Regions from separate parts of the Mus musculus genome. Here region 2 is linked to region 1. A link is a contact called in ENCODE Hi-C or POLR2A ChIA-PET data. All regions are on one chromosome and are shown on one strand. The core of a region is the stretch at or near the end of the contact, and the rest is flanking DNA. Distances in the headings are between cores, read along the strand shown.

Region 1 (5,603 bases), core at 1,001-3,500:
GTGCTACCCAAACACCATGTCAAGCAGCTGGAAGCTTCTTCCCTTATAGCATCCTCTCAGTCATTTTCGTCACAGCCAGACAGAAATAATAATCCAGTCCCTATTGGACTTCTTGTCTCCTTCCGCATCACTCTTGTCTCGGCTCCTATCCTAGCCTGAGATGGCCATTTCTGCTACCTAATGCATAACCTTTACATTTTTATTGTTACTTAGCATTAGACATATATGTCTGTTATTTGTATATTGTTGACAATTGAAAGAGGGTCTAGCTTTGTTACCCAGAATGGCCTCAGACTCATAATCCTCCTGCCTTGGTCCCTTGAGTGCTAGCATTATAGATGTGTAACAGGAAGCCTAGCCTTTCCTCATTTTTATAATGTTCCCTCCTTCCCCGACTTTTGAAAGTTTCTGGCTATTCTGAGTATTTTCTTTTTAAAATTACCATCGCCATATTACCATCTAAATGAATGGTTGAGTGTTGAGATCTTCCTGATGTTTTGTGTGAGGTGGATCTCATGGTTTCCTCTGAGCTGGGTTTGGCGTGTGCCTTTGCTGCTCTCATCTCGTGGTTTATATCATCCTTCAAGCAATGGTGCCTGCATTGAGAAAGTTATTTCCAAGAAACTTTCTGGTTTGAATATTTCCTGGCTCTGTGTTGAGTTAATATTTTTAATGCATTCTCTAGGTTTAGTGAGAATTGTCCCCCCTAAGCTATAGAGAGTTCTATGAATGTATTGGAACATCTGTTGATACGTTGATCCATCACTATATAGCGATTCTTTGACATCTTCAGTTACAGAATGGATTCTTAATTAACATTTTAATAATTTACTCAGAACTCCAGATTCTTGCTTGGGTTGAGATGGTTACAGGATCTGCTCCCTGCAGTTTAGTTTGTTGCTATGCTAGTTTGATTGCATATTTTCTCTCCTAAAAATAGATGGTCTCTATCCAGACCAAAGTTTTTATAAATATTTGCATGTCTAGCAAGGTTTTTCCTACAACAGTGATTTTGTTTGGTGAGCATCGTTTTTAGAGGCTCCTTGTCAGTGTTTACTCTCCTGCAGACCTCTGCCCTAGTAAGGATGCAGTGTGCTGGTGTCTTACTCCATCTGCAGTGTGGTGCTGTTGGAGGAGTCTCTTTTTGTCGACTTCTGCTGGGAGCATCAGGCAGATGCTCTGCTGGTTATCTTTGACAAGCTCAATCATAACCCTAACTATAACCTCCACAATGGGCTGCTGCTTATAAAGACATAGGACACGTACATAGGAGTGTGTGTGAACAAATCCAACTGGATAAGTTGGGTGCCTGGGAAGATGGAAGCTAGCATAGGAAAAGGGTCTGCTTGTGTAGACGGGGACTTAAGTCAGCTGTCTCCTTCCCCCATGTGGGTTCCAGGGAATGAACTCTAGTTGCAAGACTCGGTGGCAGACATTTTTCCCCGTTTGAGCTGTCTTGTTGGCCCTATCTTAACCATGTTTAAGTATAATATTTCAAAATGTAATGCACATTAACCCTGTGCAATCAATGTCTAGAAGTTTTCTCATCTTGTAAAACAAACTGTCCTCCCATCTAATATTCTGCCCTCCCCTCCTGCCACTGTCACCTGCTGTTTTATTTGTTTCTGTGGATTTTAAGTGGCAATCAAAAATAATTGTCTTGTCATCTATCAGTCAGGTTTTTTTTTTTTGAGAAATTTTTGTCTTTATTGAAGGTACATGGATTTTTGAGCTTGATGAGGAGAGAAATCCAGTTCAAACCAGTAACCACACCATGTGGTTGCATGTCACCTGCCCAACACGGAAGCAACTGTCTTCCTCTGTAATGAACTTGGGAAATTGCTGTTCCATTCGAGGAGCATAGCAGTAGCTAGTGACAATAGCTTGTGACTAATTCTTACAGGGTACTTATTACACCCACTTCTCAGATTATAAAGGGACAAGATGAATCTTAATATGTGCATGCACGCTAGTGCCGCGCACACATACAGGCAGGAAAGTGGACAGAATTCTTGGTGTAGAGTTTTCAGTTTTAGGTACATAGCTGGGTCATCTTTGAAAGTTAGAGGCCTAAGGTTGGCTAGATGGCTCAGAGGATGTAAAGAGCTGGCATTGTAGCAGCTGAGGCAGGAGATTGCCATGAGTTCCAAGCCAGTCAGAGCTAGTCAGAAAGACCTTATCTCAAATAAATCAAAAAAGAAAACAGAAGTGACAAGCCTCGGAATTTCCAAGAAACGGTAGGGATCGAGGCGGGGGTGTGTGTAATTATGATGGTGACGTGTTGGCAGTGGGAGCAGTAGGTTCAGCCCTGTGACTGTGTGACTGTGCGCTAAGGCTGAGTTGAGCTCCACAGCAGTCTTAGGGAAGAATTAAACAGGGAGGAAACAGCCCTCATAGTTGGGATTCCAGTTTCATTTCTCTTAGCTCAAGTCTTGGTCCCTTTTCTCTTCCTGCCCAATGAGTGCCCCTGAGACTGCCTAGCTCACCATTACAGAGGGAGAATTTACGATGTATTTTTAAAAATGACAAGAAGAGGGGAGAGTGGACAGATGAAACTATATATATCTAAAATGTTTTTCTTTTAAATGAACTCTTCCCTCTGGTCGGGATGACTGGCGGCTCCAGGAGGGGGAGGTGGCTGTTCCCACTAGTAAGTTCTTCAGTTTCTGTTGAGAGGACTTGTGTTTTGACCAGGACTGTGTAATAATCTATGTATATATAAACAGTGCCTGCAGTTTACTACTGACCTAAATAAATGTGAACTTGAGAAAAACGGGTTCTTAGTACCATGAATTTAGGCGTAGTTTTGGGATTTTGTGGCATATGTGAAGAAATGTTTGTGTAGCAGATGGAGTTACAGTGAGCACTGACCAACATCCTTATGTCCTGATAGACATCAGGCATCTTGTTGATTTACAACTTAACCCCAACTGAGATCTATTAGTTTCTAGGCTGTGATTGGCTTGTCTGAATGCCAGTTTACCTATGAGGGAGCTGTGTTACTGCTTGTGGGTTAGGGTCAGGTTATCTGAACTACACAGTAGGCTGTGGCTGCCTCTTCTGGCCTTAACCCTTTAAAGTTGGCAGTGGCCTACTAAGTTGAATGTCCCATAGACTTTTTGCTTTTTCTTTTCTTTTTTTCCTCCCTGTCTACTCTCTTTTCTCCTCTTTTATTATTGTTTTTTGTTTGTTTGTTTGTTTTTTGTTTTTAATTTTGTTGGCTTGAAACAGGGTCTCACTATGCAGCTCTGGCTTGGACTGGAATTTACTGTGTAGTCTAGGATGACCCCTAAGTGATTGTATAGCTAAGGATGACCTTGAACATAGGACCCTCTTGCCTATACTCCCAGGTGCTGGAATTAGAGTTGTGCACCACCTTCTCTGAGTTGTCTATCATTTTGTTTTTAGTATAAAGAAAATAAACACAGGGCTGGAGGGATGGCTCCAAGGTTAAGAGCTCTGGCTGTTTTTCAGAGGCAGCTCACAACCTTCTCTTTTGTTACTCTAGTTCCAGGGGACCTGATGCTCTCTTCTGACCATGCCTACATGTGCAGTACAGACGTGTGCAGACACAACACCCATACACATAAAATAGGAAAATAATTATTAGGTATAACTTGAAATACAGTACAGATGAGTCTCATTAGCACAGTAAATACAAGCTGTCATGCGATGGAAACTTGATGCAGACACACGCATGTATACACGCTACCAAAAGATACTTTTGAAGTTTCTGTAGGCTCCTCTTTCAGAGAGTAGTTCCCGGATCTTGGGAGTCTGTGCACACAGAGGTCCAAGGCTGGAGAGTTTGACAAACTAGAGCTTTCTTAAGTTTTATATCCAGAGCCAAGAACTTTTAAAATCCTGAGAGGAAACCGCAGGTGACATCATGGCCCTGGAATGTTGTTGGTATACAGTGAAGAATGATCTCAGAAGATTGGACAGCCTGCTGTGTGATTTGTGCGACACGTGTCCTTTGTTTGGTTTTTTTCCCCCTTTGACAGCACAGCACACAGTTTTGAAACTTTACATAGCCTAAGCTCATGCATTCAAATCAGCACACCCAAAAACCATTTCCCCAGCACCAATTGCGTGCTTTGCTGTGTTCTCTGATCTGGGCCCCAGAGTTTTTACATAGCAAATTCTAACATCTGCCAAGTTCTGTTTGGGTGCAGATAGCAGTGGAATAGACTGGAGAATCTGGAAGCGTGTGCTTTCTGTAGGGTAAGTGCAGTTGGGACTTTGCTTGTATGTGAACCACTGTGATGTTTAGCAGGCTGAGCTGGAAAGGCCAGGCTGCATGAGATGAAGAACACAGTTCCATTGCTTCCTTCTGGTGCCAGTGAGTAGCCATGGTCTCCATTTCTCTTGTGGGATATGAGTTTGGCTGTTGTTCCTTTAAGAGTAGGGTGATTTATAGCCATAACTTTTAGCATATGGAAGGTCTATGCACATAAAACCCTCCAGTAAATCTGAATTTTTTTTCTTTATATATCATCCTTCCTTAGTAGGGAACATGCCACGCCACAAGTTTAAGTTCAGTGGCTGGAGCCTTAGAAATTAGGCATCTTTATCTTTCTCATCTTGAAACAAACAAGACTTTGTTAGTTTCTTGATTGAATTTTAGGTCAGGAGCTGAGACACTGTCTTTGCCTGTCTGCTGTTGGTTAAGACTTCATGCAGAGACACCCTTCCTTTGTATGGTAATGTGAAACAGGGTAATTACACACAGACCCAACCGACTTTGGCAGCACCAGAGGACAAAGAGAACCCAAGCTTGCTTCAGCCTTTGGTTAAAAAGCAGGTTTAGGAATCGGAGCCCCAGAACTAACTGCATCTTCTCTCCTTCCAAGGTTCCAAACAGTGGTCTGTCCTTCTCCACACACCAGAACTTTCCCTGAACGTAGACTGATAGGTTTGATGCCGATGAAGCCATTTCACGTTGGCTGATCTGGAACTATTTGGCTGGTTTTCCATAGTGCTATGAGTTTTAAAAGATGAGGGCGAAAGAAACTTTTAAAATTGTTTTCATTGTTAATTATCACTTTATTTTTTAAAAGTTCAATTGCATAAATAAATCATTCTGTTTTTCCTAAGAAGCAGTTGGGATATAAGCATGCACCATTCCTTATACATATTAATGAACCAATTAGAAGAGTAGTCATCCCATTTAGTTATTGCTGTGGCTGTCTAGGAATTATAATTCTGTCTACCTTAGTTTGATTATTTATCTAATTTGTGATTTTACTATGAACAAGTTTTTTTGGTTTTTTGTTTGTTTGTTGGGTTGTTTGTTTGTTTGTTTTTGTTTTTAGATCAGCTCTCACTGTGTAGCCATGGTTGTCCAGAAACTTACTATGTAACCAGGCTGGCCTTGAACCCAAAGAGATCACATTGCCTCTGCCTTTTGAATCCTGAATGAGATTAAAGGTGTGAGCCACCTTTTCTGGCTTTGCTTGCAGTTTTGAATAGGGTCTCTGTGTGGTCCTGTCTGCCCTTAGACTTACTCAGTTCTCCTGTATCAGCCCCGTGAGCAGTAATGTAAAGAATGTATCATCATACTTGGTTTCTGTAATAGCTAACTAGTTGACTATATTTCTAGA
Region 2 (5,603 bases), core at 1,694-4,193, 39 kb after region 1:
TCACTATCTTCTGTTTGTCGTGGTAATTTGGTCATCCCAACTCCCACCAGAACGGCCCATGAAGCCTGTTTACAGCATGCTTGGGCTTGATACATGCCTGTCTTACTATGTCTTTATAATCTGGAAGCCCTTCTTTCCCCACTTGCCACATCATTTTTGTTTGTTCCTTTTCCTTTGTAGTCTCTTGCTTAAGAAGCTGGGCTGTTGGGCTAGAGAGATGGCTCAGTGGTTAAGAGCACCAACTACTCTTTCAGAGGTTCTAAGTTCAATTCTCAGCAACCACATGGTGATGGCTCACAACCATGTGCAATGGGATCTGATGCCCTCTTCTGGTGTGTCTGAAGACAGCTAGAGTGTACTTATATAAATAAAATAAATAAATAAATGTTAAAGAAAAAAGCTGGACTGTCTTGTAAGATGTGTAAGTACTAAATTTGGCTGTTCATGTCTCTCATCATGAAACATGTCCTCTTAGCTCTCGCACTTTCTCGTAAAGTGCCAGTTGTGGTTACAGTTTGCTTAAATGTAGGTGGAATTCCCTGGTGGAGAGGCAGGATTCTGCACACCTCTTCCATTGGTTCACTTCAAGTTTTGGATAGTGACTGGTTTCCACTTTAGTGATGTTCAGATAACCTGCAGGTTTAGCTGTGTCCCTGTAATCCCTTTCTGACCTTAGCCAGTTTTTGAAGCTGCTCCTCTCACATGGTCACCTAGAGACATGGTTCCATGCTAAAATACAAAGTGACGCCTGGTCCAAATAGCACGTCCTTCTAGTCCTGACACTGCCGAGGCTGGGATGGGATCATCAGAGTCTGTGTCTAGACAAGGTTCCATGGCAAGCTTGATTCAGGTCAGCTTGGGTTACACAGGAAGACCATGTCTCAGAGCAAAGTTCACCCCAAATGTTGCAAACTGGTAGTTTTCTAATTCTTTCATGCTTTCTACATTTATCAGTTTTAAAGAACTTTGCTTTAAAAAAACTAGAGATTGTAGCAAGGTCAGATTTCAAGCAAGTTGGTACCCTAATAGTGTCCAGTGGGACCCACTTGAGTTGTTTGTTTCTTTTCTGTGAGTCCATGGACTGGAATGTGGCTGGTGTGCTTTAGTCCACTGAGGTTTTCTTCTTCTTCTCCATCACCATCTTCTCCCTTTCTCTCTCCTCTCTATCACTGAGCTGCCTCCCTGTCCTGTGTCATTATTCTCTCACTACTCAAATTATTCCACTTCGGAACCACATCCAGTTGACTTCTCAATAACTCCTTTGCCTTTGAACAAGATTCTAGACCTTCCTTGAACATTCTCTGTCTTAGATTTAGAGTTAAACAGTCCCTATCTAAAGGAGAGAACACTAGGAGAGGGATAAGTCCTACCTCGGTAAGCAGTCATATTTATTTAATGTTAAATTAACATTATTCATTTAACATTGCTTTTCTGTTCCTCCTACACAAACGGAAGCACACCGCATGATATTTTTTTCTACGTGTAGGAACTCAAGAATAGAAGCATCATTCAGACTAGCCAACCTGTGCTGATACACTGGGACAGTATGAGAGGCATCTGTTTCTACTGCAGGAAACCACAATTAACATTTTATTAAAAGACTTTTGGGATAGGAGGAGGTGCCTTATCACAAGCAAACAGGCCTTTGGATTTAGAGATACGGAGCCCTGTGAAAATCAGTCATGCTTCATGTAATCATGTAAATGGGCTAGGTATCAAAAGTATTTAAAAAGAACAGAAAATGCCCTTAGTTTACAAAACCTGCTTAGTGGCAAAGTGAGTTTAAAAAAATATATGGTCAGAACTCTGTTGGTGGGTGGGTCCTGCATCCACATTTGTACTGGTTGCATTTCCCATGCCACTGTTCTCTGAACAACATACACATGTCAAGTACTTCACATGTGCCAGCTAGTGCACAAGTACAAGAAGCAGTGATGAATACAGAAGACACAAATCCCTGTTGACACTTGTTAGTAGGAGAGACAAACAACACACAAACTACATAGATGTGTAATTAGTCAGAAGATGATAAAGTGTGAAAAGTCTGGGGCCAGAGGAGCAGTGGAGAGTTGGCTCAGTTGTTAACAGCCCCTGCCGCTCTTGAAGGGGGACCAGAGTTCAATTCTTAGCATCCACGTGGTTTCTCACTACCTTCTGTGACTCTAGTTCTAGAGGCTCTGACTCCCTCTTCTGGCTTCTGTGGTCACCAGGCACACACGTGATACACAGAGAAGCATGCCAGTATAACACCCACACTAAGATAAAATCAAAGGGCAGTCAAGGGAGGACTCGGAGAAGGCTGTAATGCGATCAAAGTTCACATGTTGCTGGGAGAAAGTCAGGAGAGAACAGCGGTCCTAAGGCAAGAGCACTGTATCTGTTAGAACATGACAGAGTAGTAGGGAGAACTTTGGGGTAGTAGAATATCTCTGTATCTTTTGGAGCCAGGAGTTAAGTAAGACAGGCTTACTTGTGTGCACATGTGCAGACATTCTCACCAAGGAGTAACTCCCCAGGAAGAAAAACTGGCAGTAATTCTGCATCCTGATTACAGTGAGAAGGTTGTGTATCTGCATGTGTGCTAAAACGACACGGATACATATCACACCCATATCAGATTCTGGGCCTTGCTTCTCTTCTCTAATTGTGTAAGACTTAGCCATTGAGGAAGGTACTGGGGACCTGTTTGTATTCTCTTCCCAGTGACTTGTGACTGTTTAGAGAACAGATGCAGAAAGCCTTGGGCAGAATTGGAGATAATACTTAGGCATGTTATCAAGAGATCTTGAAATCTGGTGGCTGTTCACCCCAATTGGTGATGCTAGACAGGGTGGAAACCAGCGTGAGAAGTTGCTGGCTTCTGGGAATTTTGGGGGGTGGAGCTCATAGATTGCGTTGCTGTGTTGGATTGTGAGTCTGGGAGAAGAAATGTACAACACGGACCACTGGCAAGCTAGACAGACTGTAAAAAGAACCCCTAGCACGCCCAGAAGCCCTCTGTGTGTTTCTGCCAGGAAACAGAGCACCAAGCCTGCTTCCTCTACCCTGCGGCACCCTGACCTTCACGTCTGAGGACAATAGGAGAGCAAAGTGAGCACTCTCATTAACCTGCTTGCGGGCAGCTTGAGTTATTTTGGCCTCACCCTGGCTCTTTTGGAAAGAAGCATTTGCTTGATAAACAGGAAGTTGTTTCCAGGGCTGTAGGAAGAACAAATGATAGAACCAAGTAGCACTCTAAAGGGTTGCTGGCTCTGGTTAGTTTGGAAGGGCAGACATGGTTTCAGGCCACCACACAAGACCAGCAGAGGTGAGGCTGCGCTCACCTTCCATCTCAGGAAACAGTTTTGCCCATTGCTTGACCTGCCGTGGTTTCCATCAGCTCTGAAGAAGGAGACAGTCTGCACAGAGTGGAAAAGTGACTTATTTTAAGAAATGTTAGCTCCCTTCCTCTGTTCTATTAGTGGCATACCTCTAAGACGCCAGTGAGGCTGCTGGTCTAGGCAAGCAAAAACTGGCCTGTGTGTTTTATTCTTTGAAAGGTTCGAACTTGAATATCCACAGCATATCCCACCTCCACTTGGTGCCCCAGTAGACTGGGACAGAGTGAGAGTGAATTCTGAGGCAGGTCTGTGTGCTAGTGCTGTAGTGTTTTTGAACTGCAGACTCCATTCATTATTCTGTCACCCTCAGAGGGTATGTGAGCCTCAGAGTGCCACTGATGTTTGAAAGACTTCATGGGCGAGCACCTGAGGACCCATGGCAAGTGACCTGCCATGACTGGTAAGTGGGAAGAGATCCTCTGCCCCACTTTTGATAAGACCTCAAAAGGGAAGGAAATGCATTTCTGTTTTAGCTGGCTGGAGCCATGTTACAGTAAAGAACACTTAAATCAGCACCACATTTCAACAATAAGCTGCCAGTTAGTGCTGGGAAAGGTCGGCATGGCAGACTTTACATAGCAGGTGTCTCCTTGATGTCTGCTGAGGGAAGGAAGGGCAAGAATCAGAAGCTGATCAGAAGCCAAGGTCTGGGTACAGTTGAGACTCTATCAGGGCTGGCATTGGTAGCCAAGACACAGGAGAGCTAGCTCACCAAATGGCCTGGAGGAAGTTACTTCTAGCTGGAATCCTGCTGAAGTCCAGACTGCTTTTCTTTGACTGTTTCACTGTGTGAAAGTGCCCCACTGTAGATTCAGATCCTCTGACTGTGTAAGTGTAGGCTGGCTACTGTTCTGGGTTTCTCCCTCAGAGGTTAAATATCCCATCTGGACTTGAATATTTGCTTCCTGCCCACTGAGTCTGTAGGAACATAAAGCAACCATTTGTCAGCAGACCACTGAAAGGCAGGTTTCTACAGGGAATGAAACTGCAGGCCATTGGTTTCCTGGCACACCCACCTGATATTAGACTGAGAGCAAACTAATGGGTGGGGGGAGCCCAGTGCATGAAAATAAAAGCTGAGGCTAAGGTGTGAATGCACATGAGCCCAGAAGACAGAGCTGGAGGAGAGGAGCACAGAGCCCAGCGAGGAGCAGCAGAGTCAAGTGCTGGACTTGGGGAAGCCTGATGTGCCGCAGCTGCTTAAGTGACAGCCACAGCTACACCCACAGTTACAGCAGTAGTGTGTGGATGTTTGTAGTCGCAGTTCTGGGTGGTGTGCGTATTCCAGGCTACCCAGTATGCTGCCACTGATGCCTTCCGCCCGGACCCCAGAGTGATGAGGGTTCTGAGCAGCACAGGCAGCTGTTGGAGAGCTTGGAGCTCTTCACAAAATTCTTAACTCTTCCCCGCCATGGCGCTGAGTGAACATGTAATAAGTGTATTTTTAAATGTTGAAAATTCAAGATTTGTTATATATGGTAACTCTTAAGAGTACAAGTTTATCCCCAAATGCAGGAGCTTTTTCATTGGTCCTGGCTTGTGACAGTTGGCTTCCATTTAACAGAGCAAGGGGAGGTGAGGCTGTTGGCAGTATAAATGTTTTATCCAAGGACAACCAATGTGTCATTGTGGAGATAAAACAGAACTAGGCTGCACTACACTAGCCTGAACTCTATAACAAGTTTGAGAATTTTCCAACTATTTTAGAAAAATAAGGTACTTAGACATTTGTAAAGAAGGTTTTTTTTTTTTTTTTTTTAAATGAAAGAAAATCCCTTATTTTGGAAATCACAAAATGAATCATTCTGTCTTGTTTGAGAAGCTTTGATGTGTTTTGGTAATTAGTGTTTACTGCCAGACGAATGTCTCTTGGGCATTTTAATTAGTGGGTGGCATGGCCCAGTGAGCTTCTGAGCTTCTGATGGTAGCCCTTCAGAAGAGTTACTCTTGTGTTTCTCAAGAAGAGCGGCCTCCTCAAAGCTCTTTAATTAGGTCAAGTTTAGCAACTAAAACATATTATTAGAATAATTAGGCCCCTCTTAAGGGAATGGGGGGGGTCAGGGAACAGGTACTGTTAGAGCGGGATCGCTTAAAATCTAGTGTCCTGCCTCTGATGAACGTCCAGTTCCTGGGCAGCTGTGGAACACTGCTGTCTTCAGTCAGGGACTTTCTATTCAGAGATTTCCCCCACCCCCACCATGGATCTCACCAGCAGCCTAAGTA

The links. A loop is a pair of places that touch in the nucleus more often than their neighbours do. ChIA-PET counts read pairs that join two places held with the same protein, here RNA polymerase II (POLR2A).
Region 2: a map of heart shows a loop between it and region 1 (1.8-fold over the local background). The contact joins two enhancer-like sites. A Hi-C loop is called at or near these places in 2 of 37 maps with a recorded cell type or tissue (both heart). POLR2A ChIA-PET finds 5 or more read pairs at or near these places in 1 of 5 experiments (embryonic stem cell).

Annotation. Positions count from the first base shown.
Region 1 is chr9:46,108,526-46,114,128 of GRCm38, forward strand. The region is part of intron 1 of Sik3 (SIK family kinase 3); the gene reads left to right. Among named protein-coding and RNA genes, the nearest start is that of Gm46110, 32 kb to the left of the region's middle. Within about 2 kb of position 2,251, at least 1 of the 3 ENCODE cell types and tissues checked has a DNase peak (open chromatin) inside an H3K27ac peak, as active enhancers do; it is heart, where a contact is called at or near this core.
Region 2 is chr9:46,147,293-46,152,895 of GRCm38, forward strand. All of the region lies in intron 3 of Sik3 (SIK family kinase 3), which reads left to right. Among named protein-coding and RNA genes, the nearest start is that of Gm46110, 70 kb to the left of the region's middle. Within about 2 kb of position 2,944, at least 1 of the 3 ENCODE cell types and tissues checked has a DNase peak (open chromatin) inside an H3K27ac peak, as active enhancers do; it is heart, where a contact is called at or near this core.